Linked DNA regions of Homo sapiens: region 1 is linked to region 2. The links are chromatin loops, found by intact Hi-C in ENCODE. Cell type or tissue: heart right ventricle. All regions are shown on one strand. Each heading gives the region's core, and the rest is flanking DNA. Links, peaks and the distances in the headings are about the cores only.

The links. Peaks named below come from ENCODE experiments on the same cell type or tissue, not always from the same donor. Only the 100,000 strongest peaks of a DNase experiment are listed, where the experiment ranks them.
Region 1: a loop joins it to region 2, with 2.6 times the contacts of the local background. A loop is called at or near these places in 3 of 110 quality-filtered maps.

The regions. Positions count from the first base shown.
Region 1 is chr4:123,822,722-123,830,394 of GRCh38, reverse strand. It overlaps LINC01091 (long intergenic non-protein coding RNA 1091), which reads right to left. Exons shown (of 6, transcript NR_027105.3): 4 at 1,208-1,300. Among named protein-coding and RNA genes, the nearest start is that of LINC01091, 180 kb to the right of the region's middle. In heart right ventricle, for the core only: no CTCF peak of the experiment used is centred there; a DNase peak (open chromatin) is centred at 3,304; H3K27ac peaks cover 4,557 bases.
Region 2 is chr4:123,698,826-123,706,498 of GRCh38, reverse strand. The region is part of intron 3 of LINC01091 (long intergenic non-protein coding RNA 1091); the gene reads right to left. Among named protein-coding and RNA genes, the nearest start is that of LINC01091, 53 kb to the right of the region's middle. In heart right ventricle, for the core only: no CTCF peak of the experiment used is centred there; no DNase peak of the experiment used is centred there; H3K27ac peaks cover 1,058 bases.

The DNA of each region.
Region 1 (7,673 bases), core at 1,381-6,380, 120 kb before region 2:
GAGAATTGTTTGAACCTGGGAGGTGGAGGTTGCAGTGAGCTGAGATCACGCCATTGCACTCCAGCCTGGGTGACAGAGCTAGACCCTGTCTCAAAAAAAAAAAAAAAAGAAAGAAAGAATATCCTATCACAAAAAGAAATCTAAAAAATTGTGAAAGTATCACTCTATACACATACACACACACATGTACACCACACCAACGACATGAACACTGAAGGAGTGTACCTTCAATGTCAGTTTCACAAAGGGAAGGGCAATGAATTAGTCAAGCAGAGTGAGGTGACGAGCATTTCACATGAAGGACATTCACAGGCAGATTCAGGAAGGAGGTAGAAATGCTTAGGAATTAGTTTGTCTAGATGAAAGGCTAGGTGCTTGTCCTCCTGTCTCATCATGACTTCCCTCTTTTCTCAACTTCTCAGTGCTCACTCTTCCTGGTGCTGACATTCTCATGCCTTGTCATAACATCAAGGCTATATACCAACCTGGCTCTCATTCTGTAGCTATGACTCCACCTACTGCTAAGCTCCTTTTGTAAATTCTGCAGTGGACACCTTTGGGATTGTCTACCAGCACCACATCCCCTTATTCTGATAACTGCCCTTCACCCTATTGCTTTAGCTTCCTAAGGTTGCCACAGTAAATGACCACAAACTGGGTGATTTATTACAGCAGAAATTAATTATCTCTCAGTTCTAGAGGCTGGAAGCCAGAAATCAAGGTGTCAGCAGGGCCATGCATCCTCTGAACCTATAGAGGAAAATCCTTCCCTGCTTCTTTCAGCTTCTAATGTCCCCCCAGCATTCCTTGGCTCCTGTCAGCATAACCCCAAGCTCTGCCTCCATCTTTGAATGGCCTGTTCTGTGTGTGTGTGTGTCCTCTCTTCTTATAAGGATGCCAGCCATTGGATTTAGCACCCACCGAAAGCCCAGTACGACTCATCTCAAAATTCTTAACTAATTGCATCAGCAAGACTCTATTTCCAATTAAAGTCACATTCTGAGATCCCAGGTAGACATAAATTTGCAGGGGACACTTCAACCTACCACACCTATCCACATAGTTACCACCAAATCAACCACATTTTACAGCACAATTCTATATCTCAGCTATGCATAAATATTTCAACCATAGACTTCAGTGGAAACAAATTGATCTGCACTCAACAGCCATTCTTCTCTTCTTCCCTAGTCTGGTAGATACCTACCTCCAAATTTAGCTGGTAAAAGATCCAGATACTTGCTTTTCCAAGCTCCTTGCAGTCAGAAGTGATCTGGCTTCATGGGACTCAGTCCAACCACTGAAACAAAGGAGAAAATTCAACAGAAACTTGATTTACCAGGAAGTTTAGAGGCCAACATTCGTAATGACTCCAGTCAAAGCCCTGTGCCCCATTTTTAATTTTAATATTTTTCTGGTTTTCTTAAAGAAGATCCCAAAATTGTATTAGGTTCAGATCCCATTAACCCTGAAATGCAGTTATTTCTCTCCAAATAAAAAGAGAATGTCACACAAGGAGAGTTATTTTTCCTGCCTCTTTTCTGCTTCATATGCTACCATAAGGATATGGTTATGACAACAACGGCATTAATGCTTCTACCCACACAGAATGCTAAAAGAATCCTAGATAATCTGCCCCTTGACATTTAGCCCTGACCAACTCTAGAACCCCTCCCTCTAAACTTCTTGTTATGTAAGAAAAATATACAATAAGAGGTTATTCATGTTTTTTGTTGTGCAGCAAAAAGCATCCTAATACTATTGGTATGTCTTGACCTAGGCAGGGACAATTAGTACCTCGTCCTGATTTTTGGACTCAAGAGCCAAAGAGTCATGCCAATGTGACTCTGTTGACTGAAATCATAAGCTATAAAATTTTGGAAATTTTGGTTACCTGAGTTCTTGCCACATGGAAAAAACTCTTTAGAAAGAGATAAGAATGAGCTTGACATATGGAGAAAAGAAGCACGGCTAAGAGACAGGGAAACAAGCTTGATGCTGGAGTTTGGTTCTCGATACTATAAAAGATATTGACCTTTCTCCAATCATGGTTGTCCCATTCTTTCATAGCTTAGCCTTCCATTAAAATCCCCTCTTTTGCTTAAATCAATTCAAGTGGGATTTTGTTCACTCATAAGTTAGCCAAATTAATAAAGCTTCTTTTTCTTCTCCAAGATGTTACCATTCTCTAACTGTCCTTTTCTTCTTTTATTTTTCTTTGCCTTATTCCAAGGAGCCTGAATCCTATCCAATGACTTCAAATATCCTTGTGATTAAAAGGAAGCTTTGCAGTCAGATACACCTGGGTTCACTTCCTGGCTCTGTTAGCAAGTAACCATCTCAAAGCCTTATTTATATGATCTCAAAGAGAAGGATTGTGGTAACAGCAACCTCATGTGGTTCTAAGGACTAAATGAGCTGGTACATGTAAAATATTCAATAGAATCATTGACACATAGGAAACACTTATGAAATGTATTGATTACCACCACAGAGGCAAATATCATTATTATAATTCTGAACCACAATGCAGAAATCATTCACTAACCCTAATCTCTGCCTTGACCTCTAATCCTGTAACTCTTATTTCCTTCTGAACCTTCCCATTAGTATTTCCTAATTTCCTCTTAAACTAAACTGATTCTTACTCTTCTTCCTTCCCTCACTCCTCTCCCGCCCACACTGCAATTCACATTTGCCATTTGGTGGTGGTTGTTAATTACCCTGTCACAGAGATGTATAAAACTTATTCTTAAGTTTAAGAAAGCAAGGATTATGAATTACAGTTATTTGCATTTTCGTACTTAGTTTAGCTGTTCAATTTTTTTTTAAACAATACTCTATAATCTTGAATCTATTGTGCACAGATGGTGGTTGAAAAAACAAATAAATTACTTTCATACTCATAAAATACTTTTTTTCTATGAGGAGATATGACATATGGGCAAAGTATTATAGCATTTCTCACATTTTTCCAGACATTACAAAAAAAATGCAGTGTTTAGAGATTTCAGAATTATAGATCACTCCTAGTCCAAGTAAAGTTTCCTTCAGAAAGTATTACCTTCAGGCCTGTGTAAGAATATCCTCCTTTGGGCCTCACACTTTAGAGAGTGCCACACATTATGAACATACAAACCCAAATTTATAACAGAATACGTGGATATATCGTCACCTGGGGTCCAGCAAGCAGAGCCCAATCTGTGGTTTTAAATGCAGGTTCTCATGTCAAACCTCCTTCAAGTCCCAAATAATCAACTCTTCAAACCTCTTGTCATTTGTCCCCAGAACAAAAGATGACTGCATGAAAATGGTATGAAATGGCATGAGGCCAGCTGCTGCTGACTTCAGAGATGATACTACTTTGTTATATGGGAAAGATGTGAGCAGCAGAAGAGTTAGGTAAGAGAAAACACAAATTAATTAACTTGTACAGTTCTTCTTTTCAGTATGGGTGCAAAGGATTCTTTATAATGAAGCATCTTTCCCAGCTGTTGCTGGGCTATTCTTCTCCACAGGTTCCAGGTGTGGCATGTGGACACATTCATACTTTAGTAAATTAGTATGTTTGCAATAGGAGCACATAGAAGCTGAGCAACAGTCTGCAATATTAAACATTTAAAATTTTTAAGAGCTAAACAACACAGAATAGCCAAATATGCTCAAAAATACACGTAGTAATCTTGGATACTTTGCCAACTTTTAGAAAAATAAACACCATAGCCTTACACATTTTTAAAATTTTGAAATTGTATAGCTATCAGAGTTTTCAGCTAAACTTGTATCTTTTAAATATTTATACAAATAGTATGTAGATTTCATTCATACTTCAATCCTAGGCCTCGCAACCTTGCAAGTGTTAAGAGTAAGTCTATTAACTTACTCTTAATAAGGCACTTTGTGGATTCAAGACAACTTTGAAACATAGGGAACAGTTGAAAGTTAGGACTGGCAATACTTAAGGAGGGACCACTAAAGAAGAGAAAGACACAAAGCTGGAATGCCCAGGCTATACTAGAATGTGGGGTCCATGAGACCATGAAATGTGTCTGGTTTTTGTTTTGCTTGTTTTAATGGATCTTTGGAGGCCAGAATAGTGTCTGGCACATAGCAGACACTCAAAAACACTCACTGATTGAAGGAATTAATGAATGATAGCAAGAGTCAAATTTTTGACTAGAGCATACACTATATAGAAGAACAGTGGGAAATAAGGCTTACAGGAGCAGATGATGGGCTTCAGAAGAGAGTACAGATGACTTTTTATTAATTCATCAGTAAGTTGAGCAACATTTTGTGATAGATGTTGACAGGCATTATCTCCCCTCTATCCTGTCTTCAAGATGAGGTCAACTTTGTTCTGAGGCATGGAAATCTTCATGGAAAGGAGTAAAGAGGTTACTGGGAAAAAAAGAAAGGAGAGAAAAGTTGTTTGAAGGATCTTCAGGAGACTTTTCAGACAAGTTTAGGTGTGCCTCTTGAAGTTTTACTTGCATAAGGGCTCAACACACTCCTGGTGAGAACAGCTAGAAACTCTTTAGAAATAATTGTGAGCTCCGGGACTGAGATGTTTAGACAAAGGGGAGGGATAGAAGTCACCTCTTCACCTCTTGGGGAGTGTTTCCACAAAACAGAAGAAACTCATCTTGAGTCATGGTATGTTACAGAGCTGTGTCCTTGTCCAGAGAAAGTGGTCAACACAAGGATCACAAGGGAGCATAACATGGAGTGCAATATTGCCTGGATTAATTCACTGTTCCCTCTGATTCAGTCCTTGAGGGAAATTTGCTAAGTTCCTCATAATAGAAAAGCATTAAAAAGAAATAAAAGAGTAATTCAAATTGAAGAGTCAAAACATTAAAGGCAAAGGGAAAAAATAAGAGAAGTTTCTCTACAGAACCTATCAAAAGATTGTAATGCAGCACAGAAGCCTGTTAGCGCAAAACTCTTTAAAATTATGAGAACAGAAAAAGAGAGCAAATTACATGAAAGACTCACTTCTCCCAAATAGTCTAAGTTAATTGTTCCAGTTTTAAAGTTTTCTCCTCAGCCAAGTTTCTGTAGAATTTCCACTTTTAGTTCATATATATTTTTCTTGCTAAAACTGAGGCTTCAGTATATGCCTCTTGACCTGGGTTCACATTTTATAGCCGAAAAAATATATGAAACCTCGAAGGAAATCATAGCCAAATTGTTGAATTTTAGTTGGTTTAGGTCAGAGGGCAAGAATCCATAGAGCTTTATGTACTTTCTACCTGAAATAAAGAAAGACCCAAGTTTGCCTAAAACTTGGCCAAAATCCACCAATTTATCTGGGGCCAAAGTTTTCAGTTAATCTGGCACAAATATGGAGTTTTTAATGATACCTGACACCAGATGAATTTTTTAAAATGATTTTAAGACTAACATTCATAAGGCTATAGAAAACAAAAATTTTCCATTGCCCAAATATTCATTTAGTAGTTAAGAACAGAAAATAAAGTTTCTTAGAGTAAGCTATCACACAATACAATTCTTTTATATTTTAAACTGGTGGTTTTCCCAAAGTAGGCAGATAATAATTTCATGCTTTCATGTGGCTGAAGTCTCAGTTAAGACTTTGTCTGAAACATAAAATCAAAGTTCAAATATTCCTCTCCTAGTTAGTGATTCTTTCCACCCAAATTGCATAAGCCAAGGTCAACAAGAATAAAATGTATGAGTGAATGGAGATTTTGAAACAACAAATTATTTGTACTGTGGTTATGATTAAGATATAAAATAGGGAAGGAAAATTAAATTCTACAAACTTGCTTTATGAAAGCTGACAGTTTGTTAAAATCCAGAAACTAGAAATTCCAATCGGAACAAAACTTTTCCTAGTTCTAAAGCATTAGTAAACTGTTAAGAAGTCTGACTTTCTCTAATGGGGAGAAAAGTAAAAGATAAATTTAAGCCAGGTTATCTTCCTCCCAAGGTATACTTTTGATATTTCCATTGGGGATTAAGTAAACAAATCTAGCGAGCTATTTCTATGTTCCCAATACATCTACCAGAGAAGATACAAATTTTATCCTCTAAAGTTAATAACTTAGGTGAACCAACCAAGCATAAGAAAGATAACTGAGGAATACCAGAACACAAAATAAATTATACTTCACATGCTAGATTTGTTTAAACGTAAAGAAAGTTGTAGGCTAAATTTTAAGAATAAGTAGGTTTTAAGTTAGAGACCGATCTAATAACCCTTAGTAAATGCCTGTTATTGACAGACACTGAGTGAGGTTGTGCATAGTTTGTGCTCTTTGAGAAAAAGATTGATGGAGGATACAGATATATACAGAAGGGGACAGCCAGTGAAATTCAGGAAGCAACAGAATAAGAGTATGTTCACTGTACAGTGAGAGCAGCCAAGAAAGCACCAGACTCAGCCTGGAATTGGGGAAACTGGGGCTGGGGGCAGGGGAAGCCTGCTTGAAGGAAGATTGGACACTAGATACATAAAAGGAGGGGGAAGCTGTACGAGACAGAGAAACTATACGGTCAACAAAAGCAACAAGCTGTAAAGAGTAAAGTCTGTGGGTTAGGGATAGGAGAGGGATCAAGAAATAAACAGAAATACTTATCAAGAAACACTGGGAGGTAAGCATAGAGAGCTGAACTGGGGCTGGATATGGCAGTATAGTGGGTTGAATGGTAGTCCCCCAAAAGATATGAATATATCCTAATTCCCAGAACTTCTGAATATTAGCTATTTGGGGAAAGAATCTTTGCAGATGTAACTAAGTTAAAGATCTTGAGATTTAAAGATCATCCTTGATTGTCTGGGTGGACCTACATGCCATGACAGATGTCATAAGAGTAAGGCAGGAGGATATTTGACAGACAGGGAGGAGAAAACACAGAAGAGGAGGAGACACTGTGCAGATGGATGCAGAAACTGGAATTTTGCCTCCACAAGTTAAGTAATACTAATAGCTCTCGGAAGCTGAAAAAGGCAAAAAAAAAAAAAAAAAAAAAAATTCTTCCTTAGAGCCCACGGAGGGAGTATGGTATTACCAAGAACTTGATTTCTTGATTTTGGACTTCTGTCCTCCAGAACTGTGAAAGAATAAGTTTCCATTTTTCCATCGTATTAAGAAACCAAGTTTGTGACAGTTTGTTACGGCAGTCCTGAAAATCTAGCACAGAGTGTCTGGAGTTTCACACTGAATCCTGGCTTGCCCTGGTGGGCAATGGTTTTATTTTGTTTTGGAGCTGGGTTAAAAGTGAAATATAAGGCCAGGCACAGTGGCTCATGCCTGTAATCCCAGCACTTTGGAAGGCCAAGGCGGGCAGATCACCAGAGGTCAGGAGTTCGAGACCAGCCTGGCCAACATGATGAAACCTCTTCTCTACTAAAAACACAAAAATTAGCTGGGTGTGGTGGCAGGTGCCTGTAATCCCAGCTACTCAGGAGGCTGAGGCAGGAGAATCACTTGAGCCTGGGAGGCGGAGGTTGCAGTGAGCAGAGATCGTGCCACTATACTCCATCAAGCCTGGGCGACAGAGTGAGACTCCATCTCAAAAAAAAAAAAATGTGAAATACAAGATTGATAGCAAGTTGGGTCAGAGATTATAGGAGAGTTAACCTGTTAACACATGCTGTGATCTGAACATTTGTCTCCTCAAAATTTATTTATTGAAATCCTAAC
Region 2 (7,673 bases), core at 1,013-6,012:
TTGTAAGTGTTGTTTGAATGTTAAAGGAAGGCCAAAAATTCTAACATATTGTGGGGGGAAAAGTGACATTTCTTGATCCTGTTTTGTTCTAGAGTAGAGTATGCTCTTTTTATGGAGCTAAAAAGAAAAGTGAAAATAAGACTACATTGGGTACAGTATGCACTGCTCTGGTGATGGGTGCACCAAAATCTCAAAAGTCACTACTGAAGAATTTATTCATGTAACCAAACACCACCTGCTCTCTAAAAACCTACTAAAATAAAAAATAAATTTAAAAAAAAAGAAAAGTGGAAATATACGATGAAAATTAAATGACTAATATTCTTTTAAAGTAAACGACAGGCTGGGCGCAGTGGCTCACACCTGTAATCCCAGCACTTTGGGAGGCCGAGGGGGGCGAATCATGAGGTCAGGAGTTTGAGACCAGCCTGGCCAACACGGTGAAACCCCGTCTTTACTAAAATACAAAACATTTGCTGGGTGTAGTGGCGGGCACCTGTAATCCCAGCTACTCAAGAGGCTGAGGAAGGAGAATCACTTGAACCCAGGAGGCAGAGGTTGCTGTAAACTGAGATCGCGCCACAGCACTCCAGCCGAGGCCACAGAGTGAGACTCCGTCTCAAAAAAAAAAAAAAAAAAAAAAAAAGTAAAGGACATTCTGATGAAACCGTATTAGTATTCTTTTATATTCTATGAGCTGGAAAAAAATTTCAAGTTTTCCACAGAATATCAAGCAGCGATTCCACTTGGAAATTCCATCAGATCAAAGAATGAAAGGGAAAACTGCCTTATTCGATATACCACCTCGTGAAAACACATTGATAAATGTCATGTTATGCACACAATTCTAGATCAGTTACATTGCTGCGGGGAAATTTACTGACTATGCAAATTCTATTTTATTGCTAAGGATCTGATGAATGATTTAACGAAAATAATACAGATACATGTCTACAAACCAAGTAAGAAAGAGAGATACAATAAAGCCTGATTCTTCCTCCCAGTCCTAACGTCAACTACCACCATCAACAGTTTCTTCATCAAATTCCCAATTCATAAATCTATACATATTTTGTTCAAATTGATACATATATATACATTGTTCTGAATCTTTATTTGTATTTAATAATATATTTTAAAGTTCTTTCCACATGAACATCAACATAGTTTTTTGTTTTTTTTTTATTTTAGTAGCTGCATGACATTCCATTGTACAAACTTATATAGCCAGTCACTTAACGTTGGGGTGTTTCCAGTTTAGTAAGCTAGGTGTAAAGCTTTATTTTTTCAGAATTTGGTTTCAATGTTGTGGTAGTGTTGTAAAAATCAATTGGAAGAGCTTTGATACCTCCACAGCCTGATCTTTTTTTTTTTAAGGGTAGTGCTTTCGCAATGTATTTTTCTTTTCTTGTCTTCCTTGTAATTATTCTGTTTGGAGATTTCCTTTACATCTGAGATCAATTTTGGTTATACGTACTTTCCTGGAAAATCATCTATGTATCCAGGTTTTCAAATATATTTATGAAAAAATTCCTAAACATTTCTTGTAATCCCCTCTGTATCTGATTGTTTTTTCTTTTGGTTTCCAGCTTCATGTATTTATGTTATCTCCTTTTTCTTGTTAAATTAGGTTAGCTAGTGATTATCTGTGTTACTAGGGGGTTCTTTCATTTATTTATTAGTTCTATTGTTTTCTTATATTCTACTGCATTGATTTGGCTGTTATCTTTATGAAGCCTTATTTCTGCTTTCGTTTTTTCTTTTTTTTTTTTAAAGAGACAAGGTCTTGCTATGTTGCCCAGGCTGCACCTGAACTCAAGGGCTCAAAGGATTGTCCTGCCTCATCCTGCTAAGTAGCTAGGACAACAGGTGTGCACCATCATGCCCAGCTTTCTAGTTTCTTAAAAATAATTTTTCTGGTTTTTTCCTAACTTCTTATGTTAAGAGATCATTTCATTTGGTGTCAAGGACATAAATTTTCTCCTGAGCATGGTTTCAGCTGTATAAGTTCTAATATGTAATATTTTTATAATAGTGTTATTTTCTATTGCTCCACAATTTCAGTTCTGACTTCTCTCTTTGAGCTAAACATTGAGTTGTTTTTTTGCTATTATTGTTGATAATTCTGGGTGGTTGGGATTTTGTTATTTTATTTTATACTAAATTTCTAGTTTCAGTGTGTTGTCATCAATTACCATATTACACAATCTTTCTGGTTTATAGAATTTATTGCAGTTTTCTTTGTATCCAAAAATATGTTGTTGGGTTTTAATATTCCAAACATGTTAAAAATGAGACTGTATTTTCTGATTTCAAGTCAAGGAATTTTTTCAATATTGTTTAGATTTCATTATGTATATTTTTCAAGAAAGATGCTTGGTTCTTCTATTCACTGAATTCTTTTGTGTCTGAGATTATCTGTCTGTGTCCTTTACAATTAAATAGCTTGACTTGGTCCAAAATTGTCAAATTCTCTGGTAAGTTTCCTTCCTTCACAACCTTTCTCTTCTTCATTTACTTTCTTCTATGAACTCTCATTTCAAAACTAACATTGTCTTTAATTTTTCTAGTAACATGGAAGATTTTATCTTTAAAATGTTTCTTCTACTTCCCGGCATTACCATTAGTCTGATACGACTTATTCATCTATCTTATATAATAATAATTATTATTGAGCACTTTCTATATGCCACTTTACATGGATGAGTTCCTATTTCTTTCTCTTGTCTTACTATCCATTTGTATATCCCATGCTCATTCTTTTCAAACTGTGACTGTATTAGTCTACTGGAGCTGCCATAGTAAATACCATCAAATAAATACCATAATAATTTAATATCATAATACTTTAATACTATAATAAATACCATAAAAATACTACAGACTGGGTGGCTTAAACAACTGAAATGTAGTTTAAGCCACAACAGAAATACAGTTTAAGCCATCCATTTCTCCAGTTATGGAGGCTGGAAGTCCAAGATCAAGGTGCCAGTAGGGTTGGTTTCTGGTGAGGTCTCTCCAGGCTTATATACAGTCACCTTCTCACAATGAACTCAAGTGGCTTTTCCACTGTGCACATACAAAGGTAGAGAAAGCTCTGGCATCTCTTCCTCTTCATACAAGAACACCAGTACTATTGGATTAGGGCCCTACATTTATGACCTCATTTAACCTTAATTACCTCTTGAACAGTCCTGCCTCCAAATACAGTCATATTGGGGGTTAGGGTTTCAACATATGGTTTGAGGTGGTGACACAATTTAGTGCGTAACAATGACAGAAAACTGGTACTGCAAAAATCTTGAATTCAAATAGACTGTTTCAAAATATTTTCTTACTAATTCTGAGGCTTGGGTGTATCTCCAGCTACATGATCCATGCATTTGAGTTACTAAACCTCCATTCTTTCCATCTACATCCCTCAACACGCAGTGCAAAGGATATCTCCCCAATGCACTGCAAGGCATCTATAGGGCGCTGGTAATTGCTTAACTAACTGTCCTAAAAATAATATATGCATTTTTATTTACACATGCACATACATTTTTGTATACTTGAGATTTTTTACATAGACATAATAAATTTTGCTAATATAAAGCATATATAGCACACAATTTACAACATATAAAATATTGATTATAAAGTCTATACAGCCAATTGATTATCACAGAATGCTTCTCTTGTATTTTCCAAACTCATACCCAAACTATGGTTGCAATGAACAAGTGTTCTGACATGAATGTTTGGTGATACTTTCATTTATGTTACTAAGTAAAATGAAAGTGATACAAAAAAGATGTGCATCTCAGAACTTCATTCTTTCACCAATGACTTGAGCAACTTTCAGACAATAGTTTCAAATACTAGAAGAATACTTCCACAGTTTTTTGTGCCATGGCACAACACTCTTAATCTGCATCATTAACATTTTCTTCATCGCTTTAATTCTAATTAATAAACAAAACAATAAGTCAAGTATTTATATGCAGCATTTGCAGATTTTCATGATATAAATACTCCCGCCATGGCTGTTTTCAAGCTACCAATGTGATATATTACCAAATACAGGGTTGGAAAGAGATGCACAGTAGTTCACTTTCAGATCATATTTTCACCAGACAGATACAATCGATGGGAATAACCTCAAGAGCATAGATAATAATAATGTATCGTTATTAAGGTGTGATGAGTTGTAGTACTTATTGCCTTTGTTTCTCAAGTAATTTATTGTAAGTTTGTAATGTAATTTTTAATAATGGCTGTGTTTAACAATTGATTTGCAAACTTTGGAAATGTATCCATCGGCTCTAGAGAGCAGGTATGAGCCATCTCCAGCATATGAGTCTTCAGCTCTCTGCAATTCCCTAACAAATCTTCACCTTCTATCTTCTCCCTTCCTAGTGGTCAGCCTGCTTGTGATAAAAATGGTATATTTGAGCACTTCTGAATTTCCACCCTGACCCTGCTCCTCCTCGGTGGAGTAAACCTGAATTCAGTGATCTTCCTCTGACCTATCCAAACCCCTAGACTCTGGCATTCCAGAGAGAGAGCCTTGATTGGACCTTTCAGGATTGACTCCCAAACTGTGAAGCACCATACTTATTGCAGAGATCATGGATGTATGTGCCAGTACACTAAGCCTTTTCTGAGTTTGGTCTTAATTTCATAGTTTTGAGCACCTATACTTTGTTGTTATGGTTTGTATGTGTAATTATTGCCCAGTATTATTGCAGATGGCCTTTGTTATCTGTTTTTCATCATTGTTATTGTTGTTTATTAGTTCAGGAAATAAACTAGGATATAAACACAATTCTTCTGCCATCTCTAGTCAAAAATCTGCATTTGGTCCTAAATTTAAACATTTTTCATTTGAAAGCCAAGTTCCTCATTACATATAATGCCCTTGAGAAATGCAATTTAAAAGAGGTGCAATGAGAAAATAAAGTATGGCAGTACCAAAATAAATGTTCTTCACAAACAAAAGTGCTGAGTATATAGGAAATTATTACAACAGTGAAAAAGTCTGTATGTCAGTACATGTGCTAATCTTATACAAATGTTTAGAGGACCAGATCTTTTTAATCTTCAGCTGAAATGTATTACAAATCTTGTTTAAAGATAAGAAAAGAGGAAATATCTACATGTGTTTCCCATATAAATGGAAGATATAATTTTTAAGGAGGGGAAACAAGGACAATTGACTCACAAACAAGTCATTCCAAAATGGTGGATTCTGTGGTATTTATCTTCTGTTTGTGGAACATTTACAATACAAAAAAAAAAAAAAAAAAAACCCATGTTCTACATCATTCCCACAAAGTCTTCTATTTGCCGAAAGAAAATATATCATTGTGTAGAAGAAAACTAGAGGAAAAACAGAGGTATGTGATTAACATGCTCGATTTTTTTTTATATACACAGATTTATTTCAGAACACTTTGAGACATATCCTAATATTTAACATTGAAAAACCTGAACAAATACCCATTTTAGCATATATTTCTTCTTCAAAATTTACTTCCGTATGAGAGGGGGGATAAAAGACAATACAACCGAAAGCAAGACACTAAGAAAGAAAATTGCATATCTGGGAAGGATGAAAAAGAATGCATGAGATGGCAACAACCCATCCAATGTGAAACTATTTATCAGGCCAAAAGTCAGCTATCTTCCCATAGGAAGTTGTAGGGGGGAAGCATTGGCAAATCTTATCTTCCGAGGGAGATAGACGGTCCCTAGAGTAACAACAACTCCATCAAGTTTTCACTGAACAGTTTCCAGATAAATAATGTCTTTCCACAAATAATCTGCTCTCGAAAGGCAGCCCCCAGACATGAGAAGCAGGAGGAATGGCTAAGGGCTGTGGAATTTTCTGAACATGAACAGTGAAGAATGTAAGTCTTTGTAACTGAGGAATGAGATCATTTTGAAAAATAAATGTCTAGAACCAGGGCTATTGCACAAGTAGGCACGTTTTCAGGGCCTCAGAAAAATGCATTCTCAAGATTAATCTTTACATCTGTTTCCAGAGTCCTCATTCAAAAGTTGACACTTTTGTACAAAGAACACCCTAGTGCTGACTGTGACAAGCAGGCAGCATTGCCAGCGATTTACCAGCAACTCATAAATCTGTGGGAAATACTCCACATATAGTCCTGCCACCCTCACTAAACCCTTGCAACCTCTCCTTGCCCCTGAAATTTGGAGGCTTAGAGCACAGAGAGAAAATAAAAGCAATATAAAGTGTGAGAAGAAAGTAGCCTAATATATAAAATAAAAGACAAAAGCAGACTGGATTATGCCAGCAAGCCATCTGCACAGCTGAAGGCTTCTTCAGGCAAAAAAAGGCTCCACTGTTCCTGAATCAATTGCTTCCTATTCACAGGCTCACTGTATAGGGCTAAATTCAAAATGGCTCTCGGGAAATTCTTGCCAATCCTGTGGTCTGATTTTAGGCTCTATTTTTCCCTTTCTTTTAAAGACCCGAGGATGTAAGTATGTATTAGTGCTGTAAACTTGCCAGCATTCACTGGAATGAGTCAAAGGACCTGGCATTAAATCACAGGGATTTGAGTTGCTAATAAATACAGCAGGCCCCATCCATTGTTGATTAATTCTGACTGAAACCTAAACACCAAACAACAAACACTCTTCTGAACTGCTCTGGTACCCATTAGTTTGATGTGTTTATTAGACAGGGCTGTGTTCTTTCAAGTTTATTAACAACAGATTAAAAAACTGCAAACAAATCTAGGTTTCTTTTTATGATTTAAAAGTGTGGGTACCATTTACTAATGTTTTTAGGGTTAACTGTAAATCCAAACAAGGCTGAAAAAATTATGTCAAACTAAGATCTTGGTACAAAGTATGAATAGTTACTGTCAATGTGCACCTTCCATTATTCAAACAGTTAAAATTTCTATTTTATTTTTTAGAATTGTCATGTTTTTTAAATGCATCCTTGAACAGAGCCTTAAGCAGTATCATAGGTTGAAAAATAAAGTTTTTTCAAGTAATATGATTGATTGCGTACTTTTAAAGATTACAGAAGTTAATAAGACATTTTCATGGTATTTAATTATATTTACCATGTAGCAGAGTTCCTGTACATTTATTCTGATTGGGTCAACTAGCACATATCCATAGAATGTGTGGTATATTATCTATTAGCAGTGCATCAAAGTAAAAAAAATTACAAGCAAATGCACACTGTGCAAAGATAATCAAAAGTGCCCCAGTATCAAGAATTCAAATCATCATATTACAAGCACAAATTTTCAAACCATTTGAATATATTAACCGTGACTATTAAAGTCTGGGTGAATCCTTAAAAATTTCCAAGGTGCATACTATTAACAAATTGGTAGAAGTCCTGAAAAGGCCCAAGAAGTCCTCAAAAAGGCCCAATTATTGCTATTTCAAAGTCTTCAGTGGAAACAAAGATACGGAGACACATAAGTCATATTTACAGTTCCAGGAAAATTACCATAAAAGATATTTACCTTAATCTAAGCTACCTAAGCCTGCAAATCAATTGTACTGATTTAAAAACCATATATTTATATTCTATTAATAGGTTTTACAACTAAGTAAATTTTAAATACCATGTAATTTTAAGCACTTTTCTTTAAATAACGTGTGAAGAAGAAGAATTTTCATGTTTTGGCTAAACA